Linked DNA regions of Mus musculus: all the other regions are linked to region 2. The links are chromatin loops, found by intact Hi-C in ENCODE. Cell type or tissue: left cerebral cortex. All regions are shown on one strand.

What was found. A loop is a pair of places that touch in the nucleus more often than their neighbours do. Peaks named below come from ENCODE experiments on the same cell type or tissue, not always from the same donor. Only the 100,000 strongest peaks of a DNase experiment are listed, where the experiment ranks them.
Region 1: a loop joins it to region 2, with 2.9 times the contacts of the local background. A loop is called at or near these places in 2 of 42 quality-filtered maps.
Region 3: it touches region 2 in a loop (7-fold over the local background); 28 of 42 quality-filtered maps call a loop at or near these places.

The regions. Positions count from the first base shown.
Region 1 is chr15:38,402,078-38,410,077 of GRCm38, forward strand. Gm41307 (a long non-coding RNA gene) reads right to left here and starts at 2,573. Exons shown (of 2, transcript XR_875181.2): 1 at 1,714-2,573. In left cerebral cortex, no CTCF peak of the experiment used is centred here; DNase peaks (open chromatin) are centred at 4,275, 4,621 and 5,611; H3K27ac peaks cover 355 bases.
Region 2 is chr15:38,469,248-38,477,247 of GRCm38, forward strand. It overlaps Gm41308 (a long non-coding RNA gene), which reads left to right and starts at 3,981. Exons shown (of 2, transcript XR_001781662.1): 1 at 3,981-6,243. In left cerebral cortex, a CTCF peak has its summit at 4,707 (motif pointing left); DNase peaks (open chromatin) are centred at 511, 1,652, 2,936, 3,419 and 2 more places; H3K4me3 peaks cover 1,911 bases; H3K27ac peaks cover 2,233 bases.
Region 3 is chr15:38,281,040-38,289,039 of GRCm38, forward strand. No RefSeq gene overlaps it. Among named protein-coding and RNA genes, the nearest start is that of Gm35248, 14 kb to the right of the region's middle. In left cerebral cortex, CTCF peaks have their summits at 3,007 (motif pointing right) and 4,470 (motif pointing left); a DNase peak (open chromatin) is centred at 3,018.

The DNA of each region.
Region 1 (8,000 bases), 67 kb before region 2:
CCCCTAGGAACTGCAGTTCCTCCTGCAGTCCTACTAAGCTATCTCTTAGCTCCTCCCTCTTGCAGTCCTGCTAAGCTAAGAGATCTTAGCTCTCACCTGCAGTCTTGAAGTTTCTGCTCTCAGCTCTCCACTAAAGTTTCCTCTCCTCCATCAGGGCTGCCTGATCTGTCTCTTCCTTAAGCCTACCTAGGCCTCTCCTCCCTCAGGCAGAGTCTCCCTGCAGCTTCACTAGGCCCAAGCTCATCTGGGCCGCCTCTCTCTGTCTGTCTCTCTGTCTGTCTCTGTCTGTTGTCTGTCTGTCTGTCTGTCTGTCTGTCTGTCTCTCTCTCTCTCTCTCTCTCTCTCTCTCTCTCTCTCTCTGCTCCTTCTTGAAGCTTATATAAATTCTCCCCTTTAGACTCAGGTTTTAGTACTACAAACAGCTTGTCCTCAGTACAGACCAATGGTCAAAGACTTGTGCATTTGATTTTCAAACTCTTTCATACATCAACAACCCACCGCACAAACAGATGATCCTGGGATCTCTTACATCTGAGCTCTTAAGACTATGATGTAAACTCCGCCCCAGGATTTATAAGTTTGTTGGGTATGGTTAAAGAAAATCTATAAAATCTTTAACAAAAAATTTGGCTTAAAATTTATACAATAGGCTTAGAATTTTAAAAAATTCTATAGATAGGTAATCTTAATTTGCTATAACAGATTATATATGATTCAACTATTGTTTAGAATATACTGTATAGGTAACTTAGATTCAATTCTACAGAAAAATAGATATTTTGAATAATAGCCACATGTCAGCTTAGTAGGATGACAGCCTTACTAAGGTTTACAGGTACATGTCATATGGCTTAACCACCATCTATGATAACCACATAACATAGACCAACTAAGACAACACTGATATAACTTCTCAGTCCTACCGAGCCCTCTACTTCTCCTTTTTAGATTAAGGAAACAACAAAAGGTTTTCAAAATATTTTGGATTGGTGTGGGTTTTAATATGATAATAAATTTTTAAGGTTATACTCAGATTAACTTTAAGATTAAAAACCCTCAGATTAAGGTCTACTTAGATGAATAAAAACCGACTTAGAGATTTACACCTAACTGCTATGTCTCTGCTAACTGTTCAACACCAGGCTTCTAGAAAATTTTGTTAAGTAACAATATATGTTTTATAAATAATGCATATCTGATAAATGAGATTTATAAATTCCTAACGTCTACTCCATTTCACAGTAATATTTGTTTAGCATCTTTGCCTTTGCTGACTTTGTTAAGTCTATTTTTAGAATCCGTGAGAAAGCACCAACCACCTCTGTAAGTGGTGTAGCTGAGCTATTAGAAAATCTGAATCCAAACTGCAGGCTAAGCTGCCTGAGACCTCTGTCAACCCAGCCTTCCGGAAGGCTGTTCTAAGTGAATCCTGTGTCTTCTCCACACATAAGCAGAAACAACGGGTCTCCTGACTCATCTGCACACTTTCCTTGTGCTCCTCACTATAATCCCTGGTGGGGCTATTCCTCTTACCCACATAGCTCTAACCTCCATGCTCTATAACCGGCACACCCTTCCCCTCCCCCTTCCCTTATCACTTCCAGTACCTCTCTACTCTCTGCAGATACCAGGTGACTGCATCTTTGACAGCTCCTTCCAGCCCTGTCCTTCATCAGCACAAATGAACATCTCAATCAACTTCAGGAACCTTACCCACCCCAGAGGGAACGCTCTTCTGCTGACAATCAGGCTCTCCCAGTGTGGAGACAAATCCACTCATGCTCCTTGCATGTCACTTCCAAAGGCGAGTTCTACAGTCTCCTCCAAGTCTTACACAGGAACTGATGGGCCGTGGCTCTCCCAGTCGTGGCTGGAGTTAGTCTGGCAGCCTCAGCAGCTCCTACACAGGCTTGACCACAGGCAGATTGGGTCATAGTTTGTATCTACCTCAGTAAATTTCTACCCAGCTACCAGACACTATCCAGGAATCAACCTCAGCCGGGCAACTACAGCTAAACCAGCTTACCTTTCCTGCTTCTGTAGCCCTGCAAAACCAAAGAGCCCTGGACTTGCTGGCTGCAGAAAAGGGAAGTCCTTGCCCCTCCCTCACTGAGGAGTGTTGCTACTGTGTGAATGAATCCAGCCAAGTAGAAGAGAGGATTAAAAACTTAAATGAGCTAGCTTACAAACTATAGCCTCCAGGGGCCAACTCCAAAGCAGACCTCTCTTCCTTTTGTCTTTCTTGGGTCCCTGACTCCTTCTCGTCCTGGGTCCACTAATATCTATACTTCTCATAATAATGATGCCTCCTTGTCTCTTCAGCTTCCTTCGGGATAGAATTAGTGAAATTACCCACCAGTCAGTAAAACAGAAACTTCTGACAGAATGTCCCCAGCTCTCCTACCATCACAGACCTAAACACACACACACACACACACACACACACACACACACACACACACCAATTTTGACTGACAATCCAGCCTTTCTGAAAACCCAACAACATTGTCTTGCCCAGCTCAACGAAGCTAGAGATTATTGATGTCCCTTATCCTCAACAAAAGGCTGGAATGTTAGGTACCCACCCCCAAAATGTCAGTCTGGGCTCAGCTCAGGATGGACTCTGACCAGGCAAACAGAAGGATTGCTACTGAAGGTCAGCATTCCTAGAAACCTTGTAAAGTGGGCTTCTGTTTCCCAGGAAAAGCCATTCCTTTCTTATCTGTCCCCTCCCGCCCCCTCCAGCTCCCTACCTCCAGAAAAGGCGTCCAGTTCCCTATTAACCCAAATAAGCCTGCAACAGATGAAAGCCCCAACTCCTCCCCTCACAGTTCCAGCTAGCAGGCTCCCCCCTGGCAGCTACCTGTGCCCTTTAAAACTGGCAGAGCTCCCATGCCCCTTGGCTCTCCTCTCTGTCCCGGGGAGAGATAGCCTTGACAGATATTCATTATTAGCTCTTTCTTTCCACCAAGGAGTGTCCTGGTTTCGTGGTTTTACTACGATCTCACACCCATCTTTAGCCAGACACACTTTACCATCTGTAAGGCCGAGCTTCTTCTTGAAGAGCTCTTCATGAGTCCAGAGGACCACACACCATCTCAGCAGACCCCCCCCCCTACACTGAGAAGATGGATAAGAACCACCACTAAGTGATAAACAATGCAAAGGCCCAAAGGCCCAAAGGTCACAGAGCTATGGATGGCCCAGGAAGAGACAAATCTACTGTTTGCTTCCTACTTTATTTCTGGATTAGGGTTCAAACCATACAAGATTGATAGAAAACTCCCAGGGAATGGCTGAGCTGACCGGGTACCAGCTCAGTCAGGCCAGGGGCAGAGTGGATGATGGTACCAGAGCATTTAGGAGAAACTCCAGCAAAAGAGGACAGCTGTGTCAGTTCTAAATATTTATTTCTATTTATTTTGTAGCACTGGACATTGATTGGAGCTAGAGCCTCAAACTTGTTAGCCAGCATTTTGCCATTGGAAAATTACTTTGAAGCTAATGTTTCCATTTATTTATTATTGGTGTGGGGAGACATATGTAGAGGTTAGACCTAAGACACAGCAGCAAACTCTCTTCTTCCACCACGGAGTCTTTACCTGCTGAGCCATCTCCTCAGCTGCCCCCCTGCCCGCTTTTGGAGACAGAGTTTCTCATGCAGTTGTCCAGCCTGCTCTTAAGCTCAGAGGAGCCGAGGCAAGCCTTGTGGTCGTTTCTCCTCACCCTCTCCAGCAGTTGGAGTTTACAAGCTGGTACTACCAGGTCTGGCATATTATGCTTAGTACCATATTGTACAAAATTATCTCATGTCCAGATAAAATCAATTGGATCTGGTGGGGAGACGGGAAGCAGGGTCTTTCTTTTTCAAAAGGTCAGGGTTAAATTGGAGTCTGTATTTTCCAAGACATGTTCTCCAGCAACCACCAGCGAGCCACCCAGGACACAAGCAGCGTTATCCCCAGGTCTTCTTAAGTGGGGATGAACAAACGGATGTGCTTCTGACCTCCAGCTTGCCCTGTGACCCCGGCACAGAGTTCTGTCCTGCTGGAAGGGGTGTGGTTAGAAACCAGTTTGGGTTCTTTCAGGTGAGAGCTCAGGTGAGAGGGTTGTGGGCACATGACTCAGGAGGACTGCTGCTTGCCACAGGACTTTTGACTCAGAGGATTGAGAAAGAGGCAATGCACCAGCACCCGAGCTGCAGGGCTGGAGCTGGAGCTGGCTCCGGCTCAGTGGCAGCCCTCCAGGTCTCCCCTGCCCACGCTGAGCAGGTCCTGGGCTCAGGCGTTCTCACCTCCTCGGCTGAACTCAAGCTGCTGAGGCTCAGCCGGCCTCAGCACAGCCATCCGTTCCTTGAGGACGGAGGAGGACAGGATTTGCAGACAGCCAGAGCCCCACTCCTCAGCTGAGCCTCACCCACTTCCCCTGCAGGCTCTGGGGCCTCTGCCCTGCATCTCTCTGGACTGAGCTTGTTGAACGTTACTGCTGGCTCACACTTCCCCAGCTTAAGAGTGAGTTTGACCCTGGAGGGAATTGGACCCAAAAGCTGCATTCATTTTAATAAGCAGTGACAAGCTCTGGGACAGGAGAGGCGAGAAAGCCACACTTGCAGTGAAGATGACCAGGATCCACACCTTCCCGCTCCCCATGTGCTATCTTCTCCTGTGAGTCACCTCCCAAGTCACCCACGCACACAAGCTGCTCCACCCACACAAGCTGCTCCACCCACACAAGCTGCTCCACCCGCAAACCCCAGGGGTCCTAACTGGTCCCTTTGCTTTGCTTTTATTCCTTTGTAGTTTTGTTTGTTGCTTTGTTTGTGAAAGGGTTGGCCTTGTATTTTCTATGCAGCCCAGGCTGGCCTTGAACTCCTAATCATCTTTCCTCCACCTCCCCAGTACTGAGATCCTGGGGATGTGTTCACCAGCACTGGATCTGATTTACCAAAGACCTAAGTACTAGGGACTAGTCAAGGAGTTTTCTCCCCAGTATTTTCTGGATATGCTGAGCGGTCCTGGATTTTTGCTACTGTTAGCACTCCATTTGGCAAATGAGGTAGATGGGACTGCCACAGATAGTCACTATCTATAAGGTAGATGAGGCTGGCCCCAGTATGTCAATATCTATGAGTGGTGGAGTTAAGTGTGAGGCCAGGGCTACTGGGAGTCCTATATCTAACATTACAAGGCAGCCAGGCTACCACCCAGGATGTAAGAGGCACCTTTCACCCCAAGATGCAGAGGGTAAACAAACTCATGCTCAGAACTCCCCTTTCCTTTACATATGTGGTGTTGCTGGGCCATGCTGGGTCCCTCTGCTGCTGCCGCTGCTACAAACATTCTGATGATCCATACAGACAATTGTGTAAAGTTTGTTCACAGGGCCAGGAGAGTGTCTCATATGCAGGACATCTGCACTAAACATAAGCTAACATTGAATGGATGATGAAGATCTTTAGACAAATACATGCCAGGCAGACAAGAGCAAATCCTAACGGAGGGAACTGAGCCAGATGTGACAAGGAGTTTGGAAGGCTGCAGTCACATGGGGATAGGAAAGCTTTTCTGTGGGGGAGGAGGTGGTATTTGGTCTGCACGCTGGGCCCAGGTGGGTTTCAGAGCATGGTTTGATGCTGAAGCATATGGTTTCAGCCCAGAGAGAAGAGAGCTGCCGGTAACAGATGGGCAAAAGTTCCCACAGCGGTACTGAGGTGTGGATTCAGAGGGACGTACAGCAAACCACAGGACTGCAGGAGGAGAGAGTGGTGTGGAGTGAAACCCTAATTCCCAGGTTCTGTGAACGGAGTCTCTACAGATGACCAAGTTTAAATGAGGTCATTAGGTCAGGGACTAATCTGCTATGACTGTGTCCTTGTGAAAAGGAAGGCGAATGGACAGACAGACAGACCACACACAGCACACAAGTGAGGGTGAAGGTAGAGCTCTGTTTGATAGCCAAAGTGCGTGAAAGTGCTGGGCCTTTCATGAGAACCATGCAACTGAGTTAGATCCTAGCCTCTGAGAGGAACCCACTGACTTGTCAGCCATCTCTGTCTCCAGTGCCTCCAGAAGTCCTGTGAGACTGTGTGCTTCTGTTGATCAAGCCACACTCTCGGTCATAAGTCACAGTAAACAGAAGTGCTCCTGCCTGTCAGGGGGCCGCTTAGCCTAGAAGCAGCTCTCCCCAGGTGCTATGGCAGAGTGCCTGTCCTCCACTGCAAGTGGAGCTGAGGGAAAACTCACACCTGCAGGGCCGGGACAAGCACTGGTGAACTCAGGCACAGCCTCTCTGTGACCCAGAGCTAGAAAGAGAGGCCTTGGCCTCAGCTGGAAATAAGGGTAGCCCTGGCTGGACAAACTCCTGGCCAGGCTCTATTGGAAGGCAGGGTGACTTAAAAGGTTTGGGTTCCAAATTACAAAACACAGTTCTAACCCTAACCCTAATCCTAGCCCAGCATCTGCTACACGAGACCTTGTCTCAAAACCAAAGCCAGTAAGGGGCTAGAAAGATGGTTCGGTGGTTAAGAGCACTTGCTGTTCTTGCAGAGGACCTGGGTTGGGTACCCAGAACCTATAGGGTGGCTCAACCACTCATAACTAAAGTACATGGGGATCCAAGGCCATTTTCTGGGCTTCTTCAGGCATTGCCTGCATGTGGTGCACATACATACAAGCAGACTGAACACTCATACATATAAAATCAAAGAAATGCATTGTGGGGGCCGGGATGTGCTATGTGGTTAAGGATAATCTTAAGTTTCTGGGCCCCCTGCTTCTGCCCTCCAAGAGCTGGGTTTCAGGTGTGCACAGACACACTTGGTTTCATGGGGAGCTAGGGACTGACCTGGGGCCTTGGATCATGATGAATGAAGGCTGGACACATGAAGATAAACGGACAACCACCCAGGAATCATCCAGGGAAGAAAATCAGAATGGTAGAAAGCAGCAAGTATCACTTTTGGTTGGGAGCTCACGAAACAGACAGAATGGCTAAGGAGGAACCAGGAGATCTCTAGACAGCCGCTGTCAAGGTTACACCTCTGGGGTCTCAGGGACATCTTCCCTCAAGGAAGAAAATTGATTGGCAGCCCCTGAGAAGTAGTCTCCACAAAGAACAGGCTCACTAGAAGGAGCAGAGCAGCAGTGGGGGGCTGTGCAGGCGGAGACACAGGCACACCGCACAGCTGGAGAGAAGAGGCTTGGAAGTGGAGCAATGTCTGATTAAGGAACAGGTTGAGTCATGGGTGAGACTCGGGCCAGGAGGGACAGGTCTGGTCAGAGTCCTAGGCAGGTGCAAGGGTAGTGGACAGGAATGATTTCATCTGCCCAGAAACCACACCCACACCTTCCCTCCTTCTGGGAATCTGTCCTCATCTTTCCTGCCTCCCTGGTCATCTCTATGGTCACCATAGAGGGTTCTCTGACACTTGATCCCAATGAATCAACACAGGAGTGGCATCAGCCCTTCACACAAAAACTTTTCTCTAGACGGTTTGTTTAATCTAGTGCTGGGCATCAAATGTAGGGCCTTCGGCAGGCTAGGCAAACATTCTACCACACACTCACTCACACACACACACACACACACACACACACACACACACACACACACACTCCAAACAAATTCAAATTGCATTTCTGTTCCTTTCTAAGGTCCTATGTAACAAATAAAACAAGGGAGGGGACAATCGCAAATGTAGCTAGAACACACTGTGAGTCCACTCATGTCGGATTTATTTATGTAGCTAAAGGAACACCAGTAATCTTCACACATTCACATTGTAAGACACTGCAATCTTGTCTGGCATGGTAGTGGATACCTATAATTCCAGTACCTGCACGGCAGAGGCAGAAGGATCACCATGAGTTCAAGGCTAGCCTAAGCTACATAGCAAGTACTATGAAAAAGAAACTTGAGTCACAGATGAGACTTCATTTGGAAAAAGAGCATTCCAGGTCAGAGAAGGGCTGGAGCACTAGAAGAACATGGGGAGGGACTGG
Region 2 (8,000 bases):
ACAGATCCAGACTGGTTCTGAAAGCCCAGCTGTTGTCCTGCTCCTGCCTACAAGGGGAGACACAGACACCTCCCTCCCCAGACTGGCACCATTAATTAAGTGGTGGCTCTGAGAAAAACAGCAAGTGAAATCCAGGAAAGCGGCTCAGCATGAACTCCCGCTGGGGCCCACAGTCTTACTCATCCCGGTCCCAGATGGATCTTAGAGGCGCGGGTCTAGGGGAGAAAACCAAGCGCCTGTAGACATTTGCTGTCCTCCGTGTCCTGGCTCCTCCTCACCCTGCCTTCCTGTTTGCCCTGGTAAGGGAAAACTGCTGGAGTTAGAGAAGCTTCCAGAAGGTGCATGTTTCTTATGGTTTTTCCTTGACTGTTCCATTTCTGGCTGGAGAAGAGTTAGGCCTTGTGCCTTCTGGGTAAGTATTCTACCACGAAGCATCATCTTCTGTCCCCAGAGCTCATGTTTTGCTTTCCTTGTGCCTCCCAGACACAGAGCCGCCTCTCTGATTGGCTACTGGGCAGACGCGGAGGCAGCTCAAAGCACCCAGACATGCCTAGCCTTGCTACCCATTGGAAGGCCAGATTATTCTACAAATGTAGGGCTTCAGTGGAAAGTTTAATCCATCCCCCCACTCCCCACACACACACACACACACACACACACACACACACACACACACACACTCCTAAGAACTAGACCTGCAGTAGGCAAACACTCTACCACCAAGCCACATCCTCAGCTTTTGGAAACTTGCTTTGGGATGAAGAATTAAGTCCTCCAGTGATTTTTTTTTTTTTTTTTACATATTCCCATAATTCTTCTCTTCTTTTTCGTGCCTTTCAATCATAGCATTACTGCCCCGATTAACAGGAAAGCCACCTGCCAGCTAATACCAGGGCCTGGAAACGATTTATCTTTGTACATTCATCTCCTTTAGCTGAGGAAGGGTGCCTCCCTACCTCCCCAGTTGACTACAGGGTCTGCAACCCACGGAGAGTAAGGTGAGTGAGGCCCCAGCCCTTCTGGTATGATCCTAAACAAGCAAGGCCAGGCCCCCAGCAGTAGGCCTTATTCAAAGCTGACCCCAGCAAAGGGCTGGAGGCCAAGTCTCAGCCTTAGTGGTCCCCTGGCACCCAAGGGCTGAGAGAGGTCTCCCAGGGCAGTCCATTTCCTGCTTCTAGAAACTTGGCCTGGGGCCTTTCCCAGCAAGGACCCGCCTTTCCTCTCCTCCCGCCCTCGGGGCGGATCTAGCCTCGCCACCCAGGGCGGGCTGCAGCTTGTGGCCCGGGGCAGCGGGCTTCCAAGGCGCCCAGCTACCCCGCGGGGTGACATTGGCCCTCCCTTCTCCCTCGGCCTCATGACTTCTGGTAAAGGCCCCGTTAGTCCCCACCCACCTCCCACCTCCGCCCTCCGCCGCAGCCGGACTGGTGAGGACCGCGCCTCCCCGGGAGGCTGTGCTCTCCCCCGCCCCTGGCAGCAAGCTGCGCTTCGGAAACTGTTGACTCAGAGGGTGGCCTGGCGGCCAGCGTCTGATGTCAGCCTGGAGCCCGGCCGCGCCGGGGAAGCCAAGGAGATGCACGGTGCGGGTGCGGGCGCCCGGCCCGGTGGGCGCCGTAGGGACGGCGCTGCAGCGAAGCTGGCGGGCTGCGGCTGCCGGGGCGCCCGTGACTCACGATGCGTCACGGAGCAGATGCCCGCAGCGGCTCGAGGCTCCCGGCTGCTGCTGACTCATCAGAAAGCTGTGCGCGGCCCGGGTGGCTTTGGGGCGCCCGGAGCCGGAAAACCCCCATGAAAAGGCTGGGGCGCGGGCGGGCACTGCAGCGGGGAGCCGCATGGCTGGCAGCTGCTCGAGCCACCTGCAGCGCAGCCTTCTGCGAGCGACCAAGACACACACAGAGACAGATGGACAAAACTGTTCCTAGGTGTCCACTGGCTGGGGTGTTACCCAAGGTCGCTGGTGTTTGGTCCCGTCTTTAGACTTGAAGGTCTGTTTGGGAAGAGCAGAGCAGCAGCACACCGGGGACTGGATCCGTGCCTTCCTGGCCTCACTCTTACCCTAGCCCTCTCTAGGGAAGCCACACTGCGGCTGTGGACACCACTTGCTGGCTCAGAGCCTGGCTCCAGATCTTTCCTGTCAATGATGGCTGGCCACAAGGCCCTGTGGCACTCAGGAAATGCAGCCAGGGGTCAGAGAATTCTCAGAAAAGGGTGTGGATCTGGAGGGATTGTCTGTGTGGTGTCCACCCTGTCCTAAACTGGGACAAATGCTCTAAAGATACTTGAGGAGCCTCAATGCAAGGCTTTCCACCCCAGATAGGGCAATACTGCAAGATGAAATAGGATTTCATAGGCATGCACATACAGGATAACCTGCACCCGAAGTAGTCATGGGAAGGGGCGGAGGTCTGTGTGGAACACAGCCGCAGAAACCCTGGTGGGCTGGCGTTAAGGTGGGGGCTTTGGTAGAAATGTGGACAGGTGGAGGAAAGGCATTCCAAACACCTAAACGCCCTAGGAAACGGGAGGGTAAATTTTAGAATCAGCAAGCAGTCCCTTTTGCTCGGAACCCCAGAGCATTAGCTGCTCCAGCCTAGCAGCATAGATGTGGCACTTAGAATCACCACGGTGCCCCAGAAGGACCTGGAGCAAACTCCAGTCTGCCCACTGCCCCTGGCAGGTAGTCACGTGCATTCCCAGATGGGTCCCTTCCAAGAACCCCACGTCCTGCTCAGCCACGGCTGCAGGAACCTCAGCTTTGGATGTCTTTTTATGACTTGGCGCCGAGTGCAGATCGCAGATCGATCCTTTTTAGTCCATACTTCACACTTTTCCTGTTCTGTCCTTCAGTCACTGTACTGACCTACACCATCAGGTCTCAACTGACAGCACTTTGGAATTATTTAGAGGTGCTTTGGAAACTGTACAGGTGTGGCATGAGACTTCCCTCCTGAAAATATGGTCTCACGGACCCACTGATTGAGGTGAGTCACCACCAAGTCGGTGTCAGCCGGGAACTTAGAGCTGGATCTCCTGGCCTTCGGAGTCCTCATCTCTGGTAAGACGGTATGGGAGCTAGGAGGCCGACAGGAACATTTGGACTCCCCGTGACTTATGTTTTTGCCAGGCATGCGCCCTGCTGCTGAAGCCAAAGGTTCTAACAGGAAGGCACCTAAGATAGCCTTCTGGCGGTGATAAACTGTGAACCTCCCTGGGGGGTTAACCCCCTATGACAATGGCAGTCAAGTCACACCCCCATGCATTCTTAGGCACCAGGTACAGAGGGTGGGAGCTGGGAATCTTGCGGTAAATTCTCCATCAGTGTTCAGCACAGGGTTGGACAATTTTCCCTTGATCCTGATTTACTAGTAACTTTGAAATTTTAGAGGCTTCCCCGAGTTTACCCCACTTCCTGTCCACTGGGCTAAAGATATCACCGTATTTAAATGTGGCTTAATTAGGCTGCTCTGCTGCAAGGCAGAGGACACTGGTTACTAAGTGTGAAGGCTCAAGCACTACAGGAAGAACTGCTTGACATATTGAAAGGACTCATGGTCTGCAAACGGAGAAAGTTCCTCATGTGCCCCAGATCTGGTCACAACCAAGCAGTGTGGTTTCCGTTTGTCAGCTTAAGAAACAGGCCCTAGGAGGGCACTAACCCTAGGAGGGCAGCAAATGGCCAAGCTGGAACTGGGACCAGCCAGTATTAAAACAAACAGGACAACTCAGTGACCTTTGGCTCTAAGGTCTTGGGACTTTTTGCTTTGCTGGTATAGGTCCCTAATCCCAAGGAGTTTGGTGTTGAACTCAAGAAAGCCTGTGATTGAAAAGCAGCTAGCACACAGTAGTTTTTTTTTCCCCTGAGGGATGAGAGAGGCAGGGAGGGTAGAGGGCAAGCGAACTGTCAAGGTCCTTGGGAAATGCCTTGTTATAGCTAGACTTCCTTGGAAGCTGATGGTAGGCATTCTGGCAATTGCACCCCCCCCCCCCCCCCCCGCCTCGCCCCGGGTCCGAAAACCTCTCGGTGTTTGGATTTGCAGGTCGGGGTAGATGGATGGGCGGGACAGTTCAGGTTCTCAAATTGTAGATTAGGAAATTGAGGGACTCAGCCCCCACCGTCAGATTTACTGCAATGCATGAAGTCCATCTAGTCCAGTGCAATAATTCTTACTCGTCTAGTGACTGTGGGCAGGACCTGTGGCCTGGCCCCCATCCCAGGCAAGGCTCTGAAGCGGGAAGAGGAACCAAAAGCTAAGCTCGTTCTTGGAGAATGCACGCGGGGACGCAGAGCTGGGAGCTGGGGCGCCCGTTTCCCCTCCCCGAGGAACGCGAACTGCCCCAGGTGCCCCAAAGCTCAACCTCCCCCACCCGTCCCTGGCGCGCCCTGAGTCTCGGCGGTCACGTCTCCCCATCCGGCTCCAAAGTGCGAGCCAGATGCAGCCCGGCCAGCGGGTGGGAAGGCTGCGCCAGGGGCAGGCACGGGAGTGGTCCCCAGCCCTGCCGTGCCCCAGTCGGCAGGGGCGAGGTCGCCGCGAGGCAGGCAACGCCCCAGCAGGGCGCTCCTGGGGCACCAGGGCGGGGAGGGGCGGGGCTGGGGAAGCCTCCAGGCCGCGCCCCCGAGCGCCGCGGGGCCCCTGTTGCTGGGGAGAAAAGCGCGCCCGGCCCCGCCCCGAGCCCGCGGGCGCAGCGCCCTCTGCTGGTAAGGCCTCAGAACTACGCAGATACCCTGTCGACCTAAACTGGGGAGAAGGGTCACCATCATCTTAGGGAAAAAGGAAGAAAATAACTAGATTAAAAAATGAGCCGTGCGCGTTACAGGACATTTTGAAAGGTGACGAAGTTATGCCTATTTTTTTCTAGAAAAAGCTCTCTGCAAATTTATATGTATGTTTTTGTTTTTATACAGGGTCTTATATAGCCCAGGCTGGCCTTGAACTCTGGATCCTCCTTGCCTGAGCATCTGAGCTCTGTGATTACAGGTATTTGCCATCGGACACTCCTAGATGATTGGTTTAGGAAAAATCCAGAGACGTTTTTAGTCATGTGGATGCTCAAAAAACATTTGTTTCTATAGAAATAGGATCAAGACTTACCCAGCTAGAATCACCATTTTTAAAATTGTATTATTTATTTATTTATTTATTTATTTTTACCATGCTAATGTTTCTATGTGGTTCCCTGGTTGTGAGCACCTACAAAGCTGACAGTAAAATGGCCCACTGACCAGCCAGGTTAACTAGAATCTGAGGTGGATGAGGATGGAGTACTGTTCATAGTGACCTACAGATGTCCTTCTCACAGCACTGTCTGGGACAATACCCAGAAATCAAACACGCCCCATTTCTACAGTAGAATGTATGACTGTTCACACTGAGTAGGACAAATACGTGCCAGCAACCAGCTGCATGTCAGTTCAGGGCAGATGGGTTTTTATAATAAAGAAGTCTTTTTTGTTTTCCAGAGTGTTTTTGTGGTTTGGACCTGCACTAACTTCCATGCTAACGGAGAGGCAGATGGAGTGAACAAGGCTTCCCCCAGCTGTTCAGCTTGCCTCTCGTGGTCTAGTGCTGGGCAGTTTGGTTGGAGTTTGGGAATGTGGACAGACTGCCTTCTCCACTCCCAGTTTGCCACTTTAAGGCCAGTAGACCAACCCAGGTTTCCTGGCCACCTGGATTCCCTTCAGGACTAACCTTAGCACTGGAACGTTTGCATGGACTTTTGAAGGAAAGCAGTGGCGTGACTTACTGACTGCTGGCTTGGGCAGAGCCTTCCAGCCCAGTCCCAGCTTGGCTTTGCCACATGCAGCTAAAACATCCCACATCTCCTGTAATGGGTTTTACCACCTTGTTCTCATATGCAGCCAGCAAGAATGGCGATATCTCAAATTGTTTAGGAGCCTCTGGGGCTTACCCAGCTCCCCCCACCCCCATCCCTGGCTCTGGGATTTTCATTCAGTTAATCTTATGACTATTCTGTGTGCCTTTCCTATCCACTCAAGGCGCCCTCTGCATTTAAACACCGTACATTAATCAACATATGGTTTTTCTTCTCAGTTCCCTTGTTAGGTATCATCTATACCTTACCCATCCTTAAAATTTGCTAGAGTTTGACAGGTATGTCTGATTCTTGTGTGCTAAGCCAAATGATTTCCCAACTTACCTCTTTAGATGCCTGCACATCTTCAGTGCTTCCTCAGCACACTCAAAGGTTGGAATTATAGCATCTCCGCAATGAAATCTCTGTATAAAGGTAAGTAGGATGTCTGAAAGCTCCTGTCATTCCAAACAAGTGCCATTCTGTCTGGGAATCCTGCAGTTAAGGAGATGCCGTGCAGGGAGGAGGGGTGTACCAAAGAGCCCACCACTCCCATCAACATGCCTCAATTGTCTCCTCAAAAGGGTGTGACTGGAGGTTAGGTGGCTCAGTAGTTAAGCACACACCGCTCTGGCAGGGGAATCCCAGCGCAGCCCCATCACTGAGACCAGGTGGCTCAGAACTACTTGCAACCACAGTGCTAGGGAATCCAACTTAAGCCCTCACAGGTACCACATGCACCAGGCCATGCCCAGATGCACATAAATTCACACAATTAAAAATAAGGGGTGTTGGTGGTGGAGGGGGTGAGAGGTGATGGGGTGAAGAACTCTGGGAGGTGGGGGATTGGGAAAGGGATCAATGTAAATAAATAAGATTTAATAACAAAAATTGAAAATAATTAAAACACAAATAAAAATCAATCTTTATAAAGAGTAACACTGGGTATGGCAGCATGGTAGAACGCATTACTTTATTCAACTCTGTGAGATGCAATTGTTCCCCACCAGCCACTCTACCTTCATGTCCTAAGGCCCTGCCTCCCCAAGTCTGAGGAGCTCCAGGCAGGAAGCTGGCTCTATACATCCTGCCAGTGTGAAGGAAGAGCAGAGCTAGGCTTCAGGTTCCCAGCATCTGACAGACTCTGCACCAACATAAGCCAGCGGCTGCCTCTCCATGAGCCACATTGGCTGCTGGGAAGGCCCTGGGCTTGGGTGAACAATCTCTACCCCAGGACATTTTCTAGTAGGGGAGAAATGTCCATAGCCTACTATTGGAGGACAGTTGCCTTTCCCTAACACAGCATACACAGAGATTTAATCTTCATTACGTGCTCTGCTCTATCGTTGATAACCCTGTCAAACACTTGCTCAGGTTGGAAAAGAGGCTCACAAGTGTCCGGTCTGGCTTCCTGTCAACAGTTTTCTTTAGGAATTCTGACTCAACACAAATCTTGCCATATTTGCTTTCGCGTGACCCACTCTGCCTGCCTTTCTATTATTCTAGCTCTGTATAAACCCAGCTTGCATGCCAGTCTAAGTCATTCGCATCTGCCAGAGCCTTTTCTACTTTGTAAAGCACGTGACCTACCTTTGGACTCAACAAAGCCACTAACGGCTCCACACAGTCCCCAAGGTCCCTGCTGAATTAAATTGCTTTTAAAGACTACATTCCTTTATGCCCCAGTGCATGTGAGGGGTCAGAGGATGCTCTGCTGGGGTTGGTTTTCTCCCTACCATGTGAGTCAAGGAGATCAAGTTCAGGTCAAGATTGGTGGCTAGTGCCTTCACCTGCCGAGCCATCCACCGCACCAGCTTGTACATACTTTAATTCTCTTATGAAAACAGTCCTACCAGGACCAGTGACTGGCCAAATACCAGTCACTACTTGATGAGGATGTAGTCCCCACAGGAAACCTTCCTCTGGTGTGTCCAGTCCCTGATATTCATGGGGACTTCAGTTTGTGACAACCAAGTGTCTGTATGTTTGTGTTGGTTACTTTCTGTTGTTGTGACAACGCACTATGACCAGGACAGCTTGAAGAAGAAGAAGAAGAAGTGTGCATTGGGACAGACTTTTCCAGAGACAAACATGGTGGCTGGAGCGGGAAACCTAAGAGAGGTCACAATGTCAACTATAAGCACAAAGCAGGAAGTGTAAACTGGAAGTAGGGTGAGGCTATGTCCTCTCAA
Region 3 (8,000 bases), 190 kb before region 2:
GTAGCTGTCTTCAGACACACCAGAAGAGGGATTCAGATCGAGTTACGGATGGTTGTGAGCCACCATGTGGTTGCTGGGATTTGAACTCAGGACCTTTGGAAGAGCAGTCGGTGCTCCTAATCACTGAGCCCTCTCACCAGCCCCCACTCAGGCTTTTTCTGGCTGGTTTCAGAATAAGTCTGAAATGGACAACGGGCAAGATTATGGGAGGACAGTGGAGAGGAAGGAGCGATTTCCAGACAGAGGTAACATGAGTTTCTACACACCGGAAGGGCAGCATGATGGGGAGGGAGGTGGTAAGAGAGTACGTACTGGGTGGGCACATGGCTCAGCACGCAAAGGCACTTGGCACCTAACTGTGCAAACCTAACAACATGCACACACACACACACACACGCACACACACACCACATGCACACACACATACACGCACACACACACACCACACGCGCACACACCACACACGTGCACACACACACCACACGCACACACACACACACGCACACACACATACATACACACACACACACACACACACCACAGTGGTGATGATGTTGATGGTTTTACTTACTATATACTTCGATTTATTTTTATTTTGTGTGTATGAATGTTTTGTCTGCATGTCTGTTGGAAGAAGGTCTTATCTCCTGGGACTGGAATCCCGGATGCCCAAGAGCCCCACAGGATCAGTAGTATGTGTTCTTAACCCGCTGAGCCATTTCTCTAGCCCCATTAAATATAATATTTTAAGAGATAACATAAGCTAACATTAATTTATGTGTGTTTGTTTGTTTATGTTTTTTGAGACAAGTACTCACATAGTAGCTTAGAATCTGCTATAGCTTGGGTCAGCATCGGACTTGAGACTGCTTGCTGTTCTCCGTGCCCCGCCCAGTGTGAACACAGGTGAGTACAGCCACACCTTCTCTTGTAGTTAACGTTTATTGAGCACCTGGCTCTGCAATACAACTCAAATGCACATTGAGCCATCCTTTAAACAAAGTTGTCTGAGTAAATATTAGTGTAGTGTCCACTTCATCTTTGAGAAAAAACAACATGGCGTTTCCTCCAGGCAGTCAAACAGTTTGTTCAGGATGAGCTAAGAGGAAACCCAGGCTGGATTCAGAAGCGGGGTAGTAGTTTGCTTTCAACCTTCAAAGCAGTGGAGAATGAACCAGGAATGAAACGTTCTTCCCCTGGGAGTTCAGGGCTGAGCCCTGACCCAAAACCCTGCCTGCAGACTCTAATCCCAGATGTAGCCCCTGGGCAGGTTAAGCACTAAAGCAGCAAAACCAGACTAGTGGAGTAGCTGGGGGCCAAGGTCAAGTTTCCACCCGGTTTTCTTCCTCAGTGGCTGTTGACCCGGTAGTTACAGCTGCAACGACCACCCAGGGTGTCTGCACACTGGCCCAGCCCTGCAGGGCAGTCTGGGTGCCGCCACTGCTGGCTGTCTTTAAAGAGCATTTGTTACACAGTTGCTGAAAAAGGCCTGCAGACAAAGTGGAACAATGCCCCACAAAATGGAAACTCAGAAAAAAAGAAAAGAAAAGAAAACCAAAAACCATCAACACCTCTTCACTCCAGCATGGAGGAAGCCCCAGCTTTTGGCCAGGGGCTTAGGACTTGAGTCACTCCCGAGTGTGGAGCCTTTGTCTTCCAGGGAATTCTGCCATTTGTCCTTAAAGGCAAAAATCGGAGCCAGGAGAGTTAGACACATACCGAGGCCAGAAGGAGCAGTTGAGGGTAGGACGGAGTAGCTGAGGATCTGCTGCTGTCTGCATCCTCCCCCACACTTCCTGTGGTTCTCACCTCCTGTGGTCCTCACTTGTGTTAGGAGCCCCTGCCCCCTCTGCTTCACCCTCATTCTCCACACTACCCCTGCAAAGCCACACCCGAATAAGTAGTGCAATTAGGGCTTGAAACCCAGAGTCCAAAGCTTGTGCTTGTAACCACGATAAACCTTTCTTAAAATGTAGAGGATAGCTCAGTCGGTAGAGCGCCTGCTTTGCAAGCATAAGAACGTGAGGCCGCCAAGATGGCTCAGTTTATAAAGGTGCTTGCCACCAAGCCTGAAGACCTGAGTCTGATCCCTGGAGACCACATAGTGGGAGGAGAGAGCTGACTTCCACAAGTTGTTCTCTGACCTCCACCCAAGCACCAAGGCATGCATGACCTCATAAATAGATAAGGGAGAGAGAGAGAGAGAGAGAGAGAGAGAGAGAGAGAGAGAGAGAAATTTATTTTTTTAAAAAGCCAAATGTGATGGCATGTGCTTATAATCTCAGGGCTAGGGAGACGGAGACAGCTAAGTTCCGGAGGCTTGCTGGCCAGCCAGTCTAGCCTAATTGTTGAGGCCAGGGCTGTAAAGAGATCCTTGTCTCAAAAAAATAAATAAACAAACAAAAGAACTAACACATGCTCAAGGTTGACCTCTGGCTTTCGCATGTGCGCACACACACACATGCAAGCTATACTTGCATAATGCTCTCCTAAAACACACATTTAAGCACCTGCACACACATCAATGTGCACATACACACTCACACAAAATATATGGGGATGCGGTCACGATTTTACCTGCTCAGCAGCCTGGGCATCTCAACACATGGTTCAGGCTAGCTTTTAACTATGTAACTATGTAACCCACAGACTTAACACCAAAGCATTAGGCCTCCGGCTTCTTAGGGCCGGGCCAGGCTTTTCTTTATGAGAGCCCCTGGGTACCACATCGCAGGAGCTGTGCACACTTGTCCTTTCTTGCTGTCTTTAAGGCCTGTCACTCATCTGCTCATGAGAAACTTCAGGTGAGCAGCGTTGTTAGGGGTTTCAGAATGAAGACATCCATTCCAGAAGTTCCTGTGACTTAGATCAGTCACATCCATGCCACTGCGACAGCTAAGGCGGTGGTTTACAACCAGAATGTCCCACTCTGGCAGTTGGGGGCCCCGGGGAATCACATCTGTTCACAACCCATTGACTCTCCTGGAGTCATGACCCTGTCCAGCCACAGGGGGGCAGTGCAATGCTGCTTTGAGTCAGAAAAGCAGCCTCAAATGCTCCTGGAAGTCAACCTTCACCACAATCAGAACCAAGAGTGGCCTGTGAGGCAGTGCAGCAAAGGTCACAGCCAGGCTGCACCTCCAGCCCCCAAAGCAGACCAGAACCCCACTGCATTTTCCTGTTGAACTAAATTTAAGTTTTAGAAAAGGATACACAGTTCCTTGGAAAAGTCAGGTTGAAGGCCAGCAATACAGCTCAGAGGACAGAATCGCTTGCTTCATGATGAGCCTGAAAGCCTGAGTTCAATTTACTGTACCCACATAATGCTCAGAGTGGACCACTTCCACAAAGCTGCCTCTGTCCTCTACGTGTGTGCTGTGGCACACAAACGCCCATACTTCCACACAGGCATCATGTACACACACGTTCACACAATAACAATGAGCATCAGAAATTAGAAAAATCAAAAGGAACAGACCAAATATACATTAACAAAAGAGCAATCGTGACTCATACGATGTAGTTGCACTTGAAGAGGAGACCCCTGAGTCTGGCTCATGCCCAGGGCAGGTCAAACTCATCTTCCGGAGGATAAGTCTAAAGGGGGAAGGGAGGAGCCTGTGTCACAACCAGCAGCAGCAGCTTAAGGGAGCCCGGGTTATTTGGCTCTCAGTTTTGAGGGGCTACAGTCCATGGTGGAAGGCACGGTGGCTATGGCACCTGAGTCTGAGGCTGTCACACTGCATCCAGCCTAGACATGGTGGATGCTGGTATTCCATTTCTTCTTCCTGGTGGATTCAGTTGGTATTCCATTTCTTCTTCCTGGTGGATTCAGTTGGTATTCCATTTTTTCTTCCTGGTGGATTCAGTTGACAGGATGGTGCTGCCCAGGCAGGGTGTGTCTCCCTCCTCAGTTAACCTTTTCTGGAAACATCCTTGCAATGGTGCCAGATCCCATCAAGTTGACAAGATCAACTATCAAATAATGCTTATGAGTATATAATGAAGGAAAATTCTGCCCAGCACAAGGAATATGAATATGAAGTGGCTGTGTACGTGCTTGAAAGACCTGCCTCCCCAGGTTGCTGCTACACAAACACCACATCTTAGGCTGGTTTATAAAACAGCTGCTATTGGTATATTGAGATGAAACACTATAGACTTGCATACGTTGACCAATGCTATAGCTGAATTACGCCTTCCCTCCAATTCTTTTTGCTTTGGGGAGGTACTTGGGATCAAACTTAGCATATGCTAGATAAGTGCTCTAACCACTGAGTACACTCTCTCCTACAAGTCCTATTATCCAGAATGTGACTAATTAGTAAATAGAACCTTTAAAGGATTCATGTTAAATTGAGCTAATGGGGGGGGGGCTGGAGAGATGGCTCAGCTCTTAAGAGCACTGACTGCTCTTCCAGGGATCCTGAGTTCAATTCCCAGTAACCACATGGTGGCTCACAACCATCTGTAATGGGATACAATGCCCTCTTCTGGTGGGTCTGAAGGGAGCGACAGTGCACTCACATACATTAAATAAATAAATCTTTTTTAAAAATTGAGCTAATGAACTCTGTTAATATAATAACTTCTGTTTTTAAAAAAAAATGAGGATATGGTGATGACCATATAAGTGAATTAGCACACCCTAGAGTCATCCGAGAGAGAGGAACCTCAGTGGAGACCATGTCTCCCTAGGGTCCATCTGCTCATTGATGGAGGAGGGTCCAGCCCATGGTGGCTGCTGCCATCCCTGGGCTGGTGGTCCTGGGTTCTGTAAGAAGGCAGATGACCAAGCCGTGTGAGGCAGGTCAGCGAGCAGCAGCCCTCCATGGCCTCTGCATCTGCTCCTGCCTCCAGGTTCCTGCCCTGTGTGAGTTCCTGTTTCAATTTCCTCTCTTGGTAAACACCAATGTGGAAATGTAAGCCAAATTAACCCTTTCCTCCCCGGCTTGCTTTTGTTTTTGTTTTCGTTTTTTAAAAGATTTATTTATTTTATGTATATGAGTACACTGTAGTCGTCTTCAGACACACCAGAAAAGGGCATCAGATCCCATTACAGATGGTTATAAGCCATCCTGTGGGTGCTGGAAATTGAACTCGGGACCTCTGGCAGAACAGTCAGTGCTCTTAAGAGCTGAGCCGTCTCTCCAACCCCACCCCCACCCCCAACCCCACTTACTTTTGGTCAAGGTGTTTCATCGAAGCAACAGAAACCCTAAGACAGATACTATCTTAGACAGATATAGGCAAGATTCTGTAAAAATGCAGGGAGAAGATTGCATCTAAAGCCAAGGAGGGAGACATAAGAAAAATCAATGCTACCAACACCTTGATTTTAGATTTAAACCCTCTAGAGCTACAAGAAAGTAAATTTCTGCGGTTTAAGCCACTGCTTTTTATTTTGCCAGTTGGAGGCCTCACTTGGTGTAGCCCACGTTGGCCTGGAACCCACTTACTATGTGGCCGTATACCTGCTTTAATCCTCCTCCTTCAACCTCCGAGTGATGACAGGTGCTGGGACATCTACTTCAGAGTTTTTGCTTGTTTAGGTTTTTGTTTTGTTTTGTTTTGTTTTTTGAGTTTTGGGTTTTTTTTTTTTTTTTTTTTTTTGAGTTTTTTCGAGACAGGGTTTCTCTGTGTAGCTCTGGCTGTCCTGGAGCTAGCTCACTCAGTAGACCAGGCTGGCCTGGAACTCAGAAATCGTCCTGTCTCTGCCTCCCGAGTGCTGGGATTAAAGGCATGCGCCATCACGCCCAGCTGCTTGTTTGTTTTAAACAGGGCTCACTAAGTAGTGATAATTGACCAGGATCTTGTTATGTAGACCAGGCTGGCCTAGAACTCAGAGACTGTCCTGCCTCTACTTCCCAAGTGCTGGGATTAAAGACATGTGCCACCACACTAGGCTGCAGCTGAGGTGGTTGTTTTTGTTGTTCTTGAATAAAAAGATAAATAAATAAAAAAGGAAAGGACATGACCGTTCCTAGGTGTGGTGGAGAAGTTTATTATAGACTTGTGGCATAGGTAGAGGCAGGGACATCTGGGAGAGTCCATAATTGACATGACCAGGCTGAGTGCAGGCCATGTGTGGACAGGTGGGGGGTGCGGGGCGGGGGGTGGGCATAGGGGAAAGAGGGACCCTAGGTGCAGTAGCCAGGAGGCCAAAGAAACAAAAAAGGTAATCAAAATGGCTGGACTATATAGGGAAGAGCTTTTGGGGGAAGGGCAGCCCAACCACTGGGCTCGAGAGTTCAAGGTAGAAGGTGGGGTATTCGAGCCAAACTCTGTAACAGATAGGGACTGAAGGATGCTGGGAGAACCTGGCTGCCAGGTCTGATTCGATATATTAAATAGGTACCTAGTCATTGGTCCTGGGTTTGAAACTTAGCAGTTGTTAGTAATAAAATCTTAACAATGATTCTTCCAGTGTTCTAGAAGTCCTTTATATTAGCCACTTTTACAGAGTTTGATCAAAATCAAGCTGGGTTGTGGCAGATACCTGTAACCTCAGCTCTTAGATGGAGGCAGGAAGACTCAGAATTCTGCTATGTGATGAGTTTGAAGCCAGCCTGGACTACGAGGTACCCTGCCTCAGACACAGACAGACAGACAGACAGACCCAAGACAGACAGACAGACAGACAGACAGACAGACAGACACACACACACACACACACACACACACACACACACACACACACACACGACTCTCACCTGAACCTCAGAACCAGTTTAAGGAGAAAGGGTTTGCTTTCCCAGTTTGACGCCCAGTTTGGAAGGAAGGTTCCGTGGTCTCTTAGCTGAATGTTTCTGAGTGCAGCTGGAGGAGGGGCACCGGTGGCAGGGCATGGTGAGGAGACTGTTCACTTCATGGTGGACAAGAAACAAATAGACAAGAGGTCTGGGGCAAGATACAACCAAGAGTACACCGTAAGTTACTTCTTCTGCCAGGTCCCACATTCTAAAGCTTCCAGAACCCCCCAAAGCAGCACCGTCGGCTGGGTGTCCACCCCCTAAGCACAGCACTTTGGGGGAAAACACTTCAGATATAAACTATAATGTCCCATCACTTCTCCTCAAAATATACCTGCCAAGCCAGGCATCGTGGCACAGGACAGCAACCCCACCCCTGAAGAAGCTGAGTTTAGAAGTTTGAGACCAGCATGGGCTATGTAAGAATGACCGGCCTCAAAGTTAAAACAAAACCAAATCTGCAACCTAAGAAACACAAACACAGGCACACACACTCACACACACATGCACACAGACACACACACACACTCACAGACAAACACACTCACATATGTATGTGCACACACACACATGCATGGATGTATATACTCTCTGAAACACACACATGTACACACTTGTGTGTGCATGCACATGAGCCTAGATGCACATGAATGCACACACACACACACACACACACACACACACGCCGCATACACTGTTCCCTCACACACTCACACAAACACACTCTCCTTATCTCCAGTTAGCATGGAAACAGGCATAACTGAGTATCGTCTCTTGGGACTGAGCCCTTTGGCTGGCTCTGTCAGGCAGGCGCTTTGCCACTTAAGTCGTGGTAATTTCTGTTTGTAAGTCACCCTAACAGGTCACCCGAAATCTCAGTGAAGCTGAGGGAATACCACAGTGTTCTCCTGTGGCTTACAAAAGTGCCAGCTGCTAGCCAAAGCTCCCCTACCCACCCACCCATGCCAACCTCCACACAGGCCTGCTTTTCCTCAGCATGGCAGCTGCATTTCCCAGACAGCTTGTTTATGAGAGACCTGGAAATCACAGGTCAACCTTCTGTTGGTTCCACAGCCTGGCTCTCTCATAAGTGTAGGAGACTGCATGAATACCTGGTGTAAAAATGACTACTGAATGGCTCCATCCCCATACCGAGACTATTTGGGACTTTTCGATCCATAGAGTGACACCAGATTGTTGGCCCTAACTGTAGGAGCCGTTTCTGTCTAGATAATTGATTTCAGCTGC